Linked DNA regions of Homo sapiens: region 1 is linked to region 2. Evidence: read pairs that join two places in POLR2A ChIA-PET (ENCODE). Cell type or tissue: GM12878. All regions are shown on one strand. Each heading gives the region's core, and the rest is flanking DNA. Links, peaks and the distances in the headings are about the cores only. Region 1 overlaps RASAL2 (RAS protein activator like 2). Region 2 overlaps RASAL2 (RAS protein activator like 2).

Region 1 (4,397 bases), core at 90-4,089, 57 kb after region 2:
AGAGAGGGTTGTTTGTTTTTTGTTGGTTGATTTGATATTTTAAGATGAAATAAGTTGTGCTCAGGAAGGAATCTGAGAGAGAAGAGGGAGGAAATGATTATGGGGTTACTATTCCAAGGGAGATGAAAATGTGTGGGATCCAGGCACAAGGAGAAAAATCAACCTTAGATGTCTTATTCCAAGGTAGTAGAGAAGAAAGAAAAGATGGTTGCAGGTGTCTTATTAAAAAGGGCAGAGGATATTGAGTTTTCCTGTTCTCTACACTAGCTAGCCCTTTCTTTGAAGATGTTGATATTTCCTTCCTGCCACATTCTAGGCTAATGGCTGTGGAAGAGGAACTGAAGAAGGATCATGCTGAGATGCAAGCAGTTATTGATGCAAAGCAGAAAATAATTGATGCACAGGTAAGCAGGCTTTGAATCTAATAGAAGGCACTTGTTTATAGTAACGATTATTTCCTGACTTCACACCCTTGCAAATGCCAAGGCAGGTACCCAAAAATGTGTCATTGAAAAGTTCTAGACGCTACATTTTGAAGATTAAATGAGTGTCTGTGTGACCTCCATTATTTTCCTTTCTTTCACTGGTGAGAAGTCTGTTTACTCAGCAAAGTATTAGCGTGTTTAGTGCAGTTGCTTGACAAATCTCAACCTAGTGCATGATGGGGTTTGCTTCTTTCCCTATGGAAAGGAGGGCATTTTCTAAGGGCGTAATTGTGAAAAGTGCACTGCATGTGCCTGGCTTGTGACCTCCACTGACCATTGCTTGGCTGTGCTGTTCATGGTCTTGTCAGTCACGTCCACTGCCATCAACCTTTTGCCCCAGACAGTAATGGAATTGCCAGGGAAAGACAAGGTTGTAAAAAGGTACCTTTCCTTGTTGTTCTTTTGGTTTAGGGTTTGGCATTGCTGCTTGGAATGTGCTTGGCTGCTCTTCTTTGTTGGTGCTGTGCTTAGAGAGCATCTTTTGATAAAACTTTAAAAAAAGAAAAGGTTGTTGAAATCAGAACCTAGGCTTCTGCTCACTGTAGCTCACACCTGTGACACCAATGACATAAAGGCTGCCAAGAGCACCTCATAGGGACATGTCAATGATTAGAGCAAAATCCAGGAGGCAAGAAGTGTTTCTAACTCCTTTTTATTTTATCATTGCAAAATATGGTTGTATTTCTTAGGGTGAAACAAATAACAAAAAGCAGTTACAGTTTTTATAGTTTTGATAGTGGCTGATCTAGCCACTGAATGTGTTGCTTCCCTGAAGATAGCCGATCCAGGTTTGCATTTTTCAACCTTAAATGACATATCATATCCCTAAGCTGTGAAATAAAAAATGAGAGCAAGGATTTTATGCATAGATAGCCTCCTCCCTTCTCTAGGTATCAGCTAGTAATCAACATATTTTAGAGCCCCCAGTATTCTTAAACATGTACTTAACAGTCTAGTTTCCTTACAGAGTCCATGTGGAATGGGTTTATTTTTCAACAAAATTGAGAGTGAGGCTGAAAGCACGGTCGTGGAAAGAATGCTTCATGGGCCTCACACTCCTTTAAACACACTAGACTTGGAAGTCAGGTGAGAGTTGTGAGGATGCAATCAGCACTGCTCCTTAAAATATTTTGGATTCTTGAACTCTATAGTTTCTGGATACTTAGACATGCGGAGAATCAGAAGAAAGGTCTGTAGTAATTATCTTACTTGGTCCTTTGAAAGAAATCTTTCTAGATGCCCCCAGGGTAGGTGAGGTAAGGGTAGTGGAGACTAGGCCATCTCACTATTCACACTATAAAAAATCATCCCAGAGACTTAAGAAAAACAGCCTGGATAAATAAGGCAATTGAGTCAGGAAAACTAATGTTAGTAGGTTTTCACTTTGGAAATTTCAATATAACAATATAAAGCAAGAAGAGTTCTATTAATAACCACACAAGGAGAGATGTTAGTACTAAGAGATAAAACAGACTTTTTAAATAATTTCAGCTGGTTTAAAAGTATCAGTCTTGGCCAGGCAAGGTGGCTGATGCCTGTAATCCCAGCACTTTGGGAGGCTGAGGCAGGCGGATTGCTTGAGCTCAGGATTTCAAGACCAGCCTGGGTAACATGGTGAGACCCACCTCTACAAAAAATGCAAAAATTAGTCAGACATGGTGGCTCATGCCTGTAGTCCCAGCTGCTTGGGGGGCTGAGGTGGGAGGATAGCTTGAGCCCAGGAGGTCAAGGCTGTGGTGAGCCATATTTGCGCCAGTGCACTATAGCCTGAGCGACAAAGTGAGACCCTGTCTTGAAAAAAAATGTAATAGTCTTAAGCAGAGGGAGCTTGGGTGTGCCACAGTTGTGGTTCTGTACACAGGCTGACAGGACAGCCTCATGATTAGCTCCTGAAGATTTCTACCCCACCCCCTAATTTTATATTAGGGCTAGGTGACTGGGTATAAAGCAGAAGTCACCTGCTAGGCATAGGAGGTAAAAGCCAGGGAGGGAATCTGATTTATTAGGACTCAAATGCTCTGGAAAGTAAGGACTTTCTCTCAGTTAACCAGGAGGGTGTCATGTGTAGGAATGGGAGAAATGCTATCCTCAAACCGTAAGTCACTGTCAGACTGGTGGTCTGCTAAGCTAGTTAATGTTTTCAGTCCATACTTCAAGACAGTGGTTTTGAAATGGTTTGGTTCTCTGGACTATTTTGGTAGAATCCAGGCACCTTTCATAAATGAATATCCAGCTCCTTCCACTGACCACTCAACAGCAAGGACCACACTCTCAACTAATGAATCAAATCATACTGGGATTGGTTAAATATAATAAATTACCTACCCAAACACAAATATTACTATATAATAAATTATTCTACCAGAGACCCACTGTGGATCCCTAAAGAATAGTTGGGAGAATCCACTAAACTATATTTGGAAAACCTCTGCACCATGCATAGCACAAATCCTAAACACTATAGTTAAATTTTAAAAAATTATAGTGTCCTTAAAAGGAAGGTTTCTTAATTCCAGCTGTTGGCTTACTGATACATTAAAATCTTATTATAGCAAATGACTTTAAACATCCTTTGGCATTCTTTGTAATGAATGACTTTTGTATCAGATCCTTTCTTTTGTAAGGATAAATCTTCTCTCTTAAGTGAATGATGGAGCAGAGCAGCCCTTCTGGCATCATTTAATAGAATGAAGACGTGTTTGGGGTGAAAGCTTCCCAGAGAAGTGACTCTTATGTCAACACTTCCCAAAACACTACCAGCCAGGTGCCCAGTAAACTGGTTTTCATGTCTCTCAGCAGCCCTGTGCTCCCAGGAAAATCTTGTCCCTGAATTCAGCCTCTGCCTCTTTTTGAGTCATTTCATGCTACAAGGCACAGGCCTGCATCAGCCACTTTCTAACAGGAACTGCAAAAGGATGAGCACTCCTTTGGTGAGTGGCAGAAGCACCTATCCTGGACCTTGTAGCTTAGGGGCCATAGGGATCCTAGTGGTGATCATAAGGATCCATTTCTTAAATATCAGACCAGAGAATGTGCCACCTTTCACCCCTGAGCATGAGGAGACACTGTGGCTCCCAGGATCTCTCTATGTGACTCAGGTGGAGAACAGAGAAGGGCTTCCTCCTATGAGAAGCAAAAGCAGCTGCCTAGTTACTGTTGCAAGTGATATCTCCGCTGTGTTAAATTACAGGTCATAAATGGAGATGAGATTATTCAAACAGGCAAGTAAACCCCGCGTCCGTTCTCTAGCTGAGCAGTTCCCAGCCCTGGCCCAGTGCACTGGCCTCCTACACATTCCAGCTCCTGCCACTCCCCACATGGGAATCCTTCCTGTCAGGTGTGGACTAGATTGCTTTCCCTTACAATCCAGGCAGAATTGAAATGTCCGAGCATCTTTTGTCAACTGAACTTGACTTTCATAAGTCTCTATTTGATTTTTTTTAACTTTTTTGTTTTATTTTGAGAGGTTGGCAATAGGGGGAAATACAAAGGGAGTTTCTTTATGTGGAAACTTTCAGCTGTTTAGTAGGGGGGCTGTTTGTCTTCAGTTGTTACCTTTTTAGGCAGTAAGTAATTACAGTCATTCTTAGGCTTTTTGACCCTTTAAAAATCAAATTTTTTATGAATTATTTATTTTTGGATGAACCCTGGAGAATCCTAATTTCCTTATGAGGCCTTATAATTTATCCCAGTTCTGAAATATCTTTTCTTTAATCGTTCAAGAAATTATCAGTTACTCAGTTTAGAGATCATTCCTAATAATGCGAGTAGGGAGGGGGGAATATCATACTTAGCTCTTACCTCTTGTTTTCTAGTATTCACTGGCCAGTTCTTACCTATTGGCTTTTCAAAGATCTATATTTGTTATCCCAGTAAACTTCATTGGTTAAAATTTTTTTAATAATAATTATT
Region 2 (4,397 bases), core at 106-4,105:
AGGATGGAGGGATAGTAGAAGCCAAGCCAAGCTTGAAAACAGTGAATTTGTTGTGGTTTCATCCGGTACAGCTATGTGGTCTTCCTAAAGAGCTTCGTCATGGCACCAGGAAGATTGACTTAAATATTGTTTTAATTGTTATTTTGGATAGCTAATCATTAAGAAAATGGAGGGTGTTGGTAATTGAATAGCATCAGATGATTAGCTGTGGAATCTAGGGAGAAGGAAAAGAGAGCAGGAAAAAACAAGGGACAGGGAGAAAATGAGGTGGTCCAGAAAGTGAAGGTTTCTGTTAGGTTGAAGAGTAGATTAATGTGGAGAAAGAGATATATGAAAGACATGTGATTAGGGAGGAAATCAGAGAAAAAAATATTACTGTTTAAGATGTCTGAGATGGAGGATCTCTGAATGATGATAAGATCTAGTGTGTAGATATAAGAGTGGGTGGCTGAAATGTTGAAGAATGAAGCTGGGTCCTCATCTCTCACCTTATACAAAAATCAACTCAAGATGGATCAAAGACTTACATCTAAGACCTGAAACCATAAGAATTCTAGAAGATAACATCGGAAAAACTCTTCTAGACATTGACTTAGGCAAAGACTTCGTGATCAAGAACCCAAAAGCAAATGCAACAAAAGTAAAGATAAATAGATGGAACCTAATAAAACTAAAAAGCTTCTGCACAGCAAAAGAGATCAGAATCAATAAACAGACAACCCACAGGGTGGGAGAAAAATGTTCACAAACTGCATCTGCCAAAGGACTAATATCCAGAATCTACCAGGAACTCAAACAAATCAAGAAAAAAAAAACAGATAATCCCGTCAAAAAGTGAGCAAAGGAAATGAATACACAGTTCTCAAAAGAAGATATACAAATGGCCAAGAAACGTCAAAAAAATGCTCAGCATCACTAATTATCAGGGAAATGCAAATCAAAACCACAATGAGATAACCACCTTACTCCTGCAAGAATGGCCATAATTAAAAATAAAAAAATAACAGATGGTGACATGGATGTGGTGAAAAGGGAACACTTTTACACTGCTGATGAGAATGTAAACTAGTACAACCACTATGGAAAACAGTATAGAGATTCCTTAAAGAACTAAAAGTAGAACTGCCATTTGATCCAGCAATCCCACTACTGGATATCTACCCAGAGGAAAAGAAGTCATATGAAAAAGACACTTGCACACGTATATAGTAGCACAATTCGCAATTGCAAAAGTGTGGAACCAGTCTAAATGCCTATCAACTAATGAGTGAATAAAGAAAATGTGGTGTGTGTGTGTGTACACACACACACACACACACACACACACCCCATGGAATACTACTCAGTCACAAACAAAAAGGAACGAAATAATGGCATTCGCAGAAACCTGGATGGAGTTGGAGACCATTATTCTTAGTAAAATAACTCAGGAATGGAAAACCAAATATTGTATGTTCTCACTTATAAGTGGGAGCTAAGCTGTGAGGACACAAAGGCATAAGAATGATATAATGGACTCTGGGGACTTGGGAGGAAGGGTGGGAGATGGGTGAGGGATAAAAGACTACACATTGGGTACAGTCTACACTGCTCAGGTGATGGGTGCCCCAAAATCTCACAAATCACCACTAAAGAACTTTTCCATGCAATCAGACATGACCTATTCCCCTAAAACTATTGAATAAAAATAAAAATTTGATTTAAAAAAATGAGTGGATGGAGAGACGACATGCAGAAATGGCACACTTCAGGTGGCTGAAGGAGAGAAATGTATTTGGTGTCTGCCATATCTTTGCAACCTTCAGTGACACTTTTGTCCATGTCACTGATCTTTCTGGCAAAGAAACCATCTGCCGTGTGACTGGTGGGATGAAGGTGAAGGCAGACCGAGATGAATCCTCGCCATGTGCTGCTTTTTTGGCTGCCCAGGATGTGGCCCAGAGGTGCAAGGAGCCAGGTATCACTGCCCTACACGTCAAACTCTGGGCCACAGGAGGAAATAGGACCAAGACCCCTGGACCTGGGGCCAGTCGGCCTTCAGAGCCCTTGCCCGCTTGAGTATGAAGATCAGGCAGATTGAGGACATCACCCCCCATCCCCTCTTGACGGCACCCACAGGAAGTGGGGTCGCTGTGGTCACCGTCTGTGAACAAGACTCCTCAAAATACTTTCTGAAAATAAATTGCCATCATGTGAAAAAAAAAAAAAGAGTAGGTGGCTGAAGGGGAGGATACTGAGTAATGGAGTCAAGGAATTATGAAGCTAGGGTACTAGACATCACTATTTGGTTATTTTCTAGCATGGTGTTAAGAGTCAGAAAAATATTACAAGCTAGGGGCTAAAGTTCTTAATGAATAAAGGAAAGTGAAAGAGAGATTGAAACATGAGAGCAGCAAAGAGAGATGAAGAATGCTAAATCAAGATGGTATGTACCTTAAAAAATATGCATTTACTCCAAACCATGATTTTATGGACTATTGATTTGGAAACAGTCATGGTAAGCTAGGTAAAGTCCAGCTACCTCTTCCTGGGTACCACTGAATATTGGGTAATGGAGAATGAAAAAACTTCAACTAAATAGAGCTGTGAGAGAAACCATTTCTCAGGTTAAAACTATGCTTCATTTACATCAAGGAGGTGACCACAAAATTTTGAAAGGTTTCACTACCTCCCTGAAGTATTACTGCCCACTCTGTGCAATCTTAACCTTTTCCTTATCTGTGTTCCTAAATCAGCCATGATTTCATGTATGTATTTATCAAGGACTTACTAAAGTTTAAACATTGTGGTTGATGTTAAGGTAAATATAACATTATGCCATCCCCTCGAAAGTTTAAATGCAAGACTTCTTGTTTTCAGATAGGAAAACCTCAACTGTAATTTATGAAATGCTGGAGGCTTAGTGTGGCCAAGTTTGAGAGATAAAAACTGTAGGGGTATTCATTAATGGGGAGGCCACAATTTTTAAAAATTTTACCTCCTAGAGTCCTACCAGGTTCTCACAGTGAATATCTGAGAAAATTCCCCTCATTTTTCCAGCAGGGAGAAGGGAAAGGAGGCATTTTGAAATGCATCAGAGCTTTCTTTCTCTTTCTTTTTCTTTCTTTCTTTCTTTCTTTTTCTTTCTTTCTCTTTCTTTCTTTCTTTTCTCTTTCTTTCCTTCCTTCCTTCCTTCCGTCTGTCCATCCGTCTGTCTGTCTTTTCTTCAGAGTCTTGCTCTGTCTCCCAGGCTGGAGGGCAGTGGCACGATCTCCGGCTAATTTTTGTATGTTTTGTAGAGATGGGGTTTTGCCATGTTGGCCAGGCTGGTCTCAAACTCCTGACCTCAGGTGATCCGCCTGCCTCAGCCTCCCAAAGTGCTGGGATTACAGGCATGAGCCACCACACCTGGCCCGTTCTGTTTTTCTTAACAAGGTCTGCTCTCAGAAGAAACTAATCAGAGCCTAACTGATCAGAAGGAAGGGAAATACCCAATTCCAGCACTCTCTAGCCATCCCCTTCCACCTAAGTGGGGTGGGTGGGGTGAGGGGCACTGAGCAGCACTTATGAAGTTCACAGTCCAGAAACACAGACTCATTAAAAGACTGAGATCTAATAGGACTTCAGAATGTTTTCCCCCACCTTACTACTACATGACTAAAGGCTGGTTTACTGCAGTTCCTCTCACCTGGTACCTAGTTTTAGCATATCCTCTCACCTAGTATTTAGCATATCCAGCTAGCAAGAAAATAATTACAGAACATACTAAAAGGCAGAAAACACAGTTTAAAGAGACAGGGCAAGCATCAGAACCATCCTCAGAGCAAGCATCAGAACCAGCCTCAGAAAATATTGAAATTATCAGATCGGAAACTTAAAACAATTATGATAAATGTACTAAGGGCTCTAATGGATAAAGCAGATAGCATGCAAGAACAGATGGACAATGTAAGAAGAGAGATAGAAATTATAAAAAAGAACCAAAAGGGAATGCTGGAAATCAAAAACACTGTAGCAGAAATGAAGAATGCCTTTTATGGGCATATTAGTAGACAGGACACAATTGAGGAAAGAATTTCTGAGCTTGAGGACACCTCAGTAGAAAGTGGCAAGACTGAAAAGCAAAGAAAAAAAAGACTGCAGAAAAAACAAAAACAGAACAGACCCAGAGGAACCTTAGGTACATATTACTAAGTGAAACAAGCCAGTCTAAAAAGGCTGCAGTATGATTCCAACCACAGATGCTCCTTGACTTACAATAGGGTTATGTCCAAATAAACCCATCATAAGTCAAAAATATCCTAAATTGAAAAGTATTTAACGTCCTGATAAACCTATCATAAATCAAAAAATTGTTCAAACCATCTTAAATGGGGGACTATCAATGTATGACATTCTAGAAAAGGTAAAACTATGGA

Evidence for each region. ChIA-PET counts read pairs that join two places held together with the same protein. Peaks named below come from ENCODE experiments on the same cell type or tissue, not always from the same donor. Only the 100,000 strongest peaks of a DNase experiment are listed, where the experiment ranks them.
Region 1: POLR2A ChIA-PET joins it to region 2 with 7 read pairs; 5 of 35 experiments call an interaction of 5 or more read pairs at or near these places.

What each region holds. Positions count from the first base shown.
Region 1 is chr1:178,467,018-178,471,414 of GRCh38, forward strand. RASAL2 (RAS protein activator like 2) reads left to right here. Exons shown (of 18, transcript NM_170692.4): 17 at 317-404. Among named protein-coding and RNA genes, the nearest start is that of CLEC20A, 28 kb to the right of the region's middle. In GM12878, for the core only: no CTCF peak of the experiment used is centred there; no DNase peak of the experiment used is centred there.
Region 2 is chr1:178,409,867-178,414,263 of GRCh38, forward strand. All of the region lies in intron 4 of RASAL2 (RAS protein activator like 2), which reads left to right. It also overlaps the pseudogene RPS14P2. Among named protein-coding and RNA genes, the nearest start is that of CLEC20A, 85 kb to the right of the region's middle. In GM12878, for the core only: no CTCF peak of the experiment used is centred there; a DNase peak (open chromatin) is centred at 2,497; H3K4me3 peaks cover 603 bases; H3K27ac peaks cover 1,470 bases.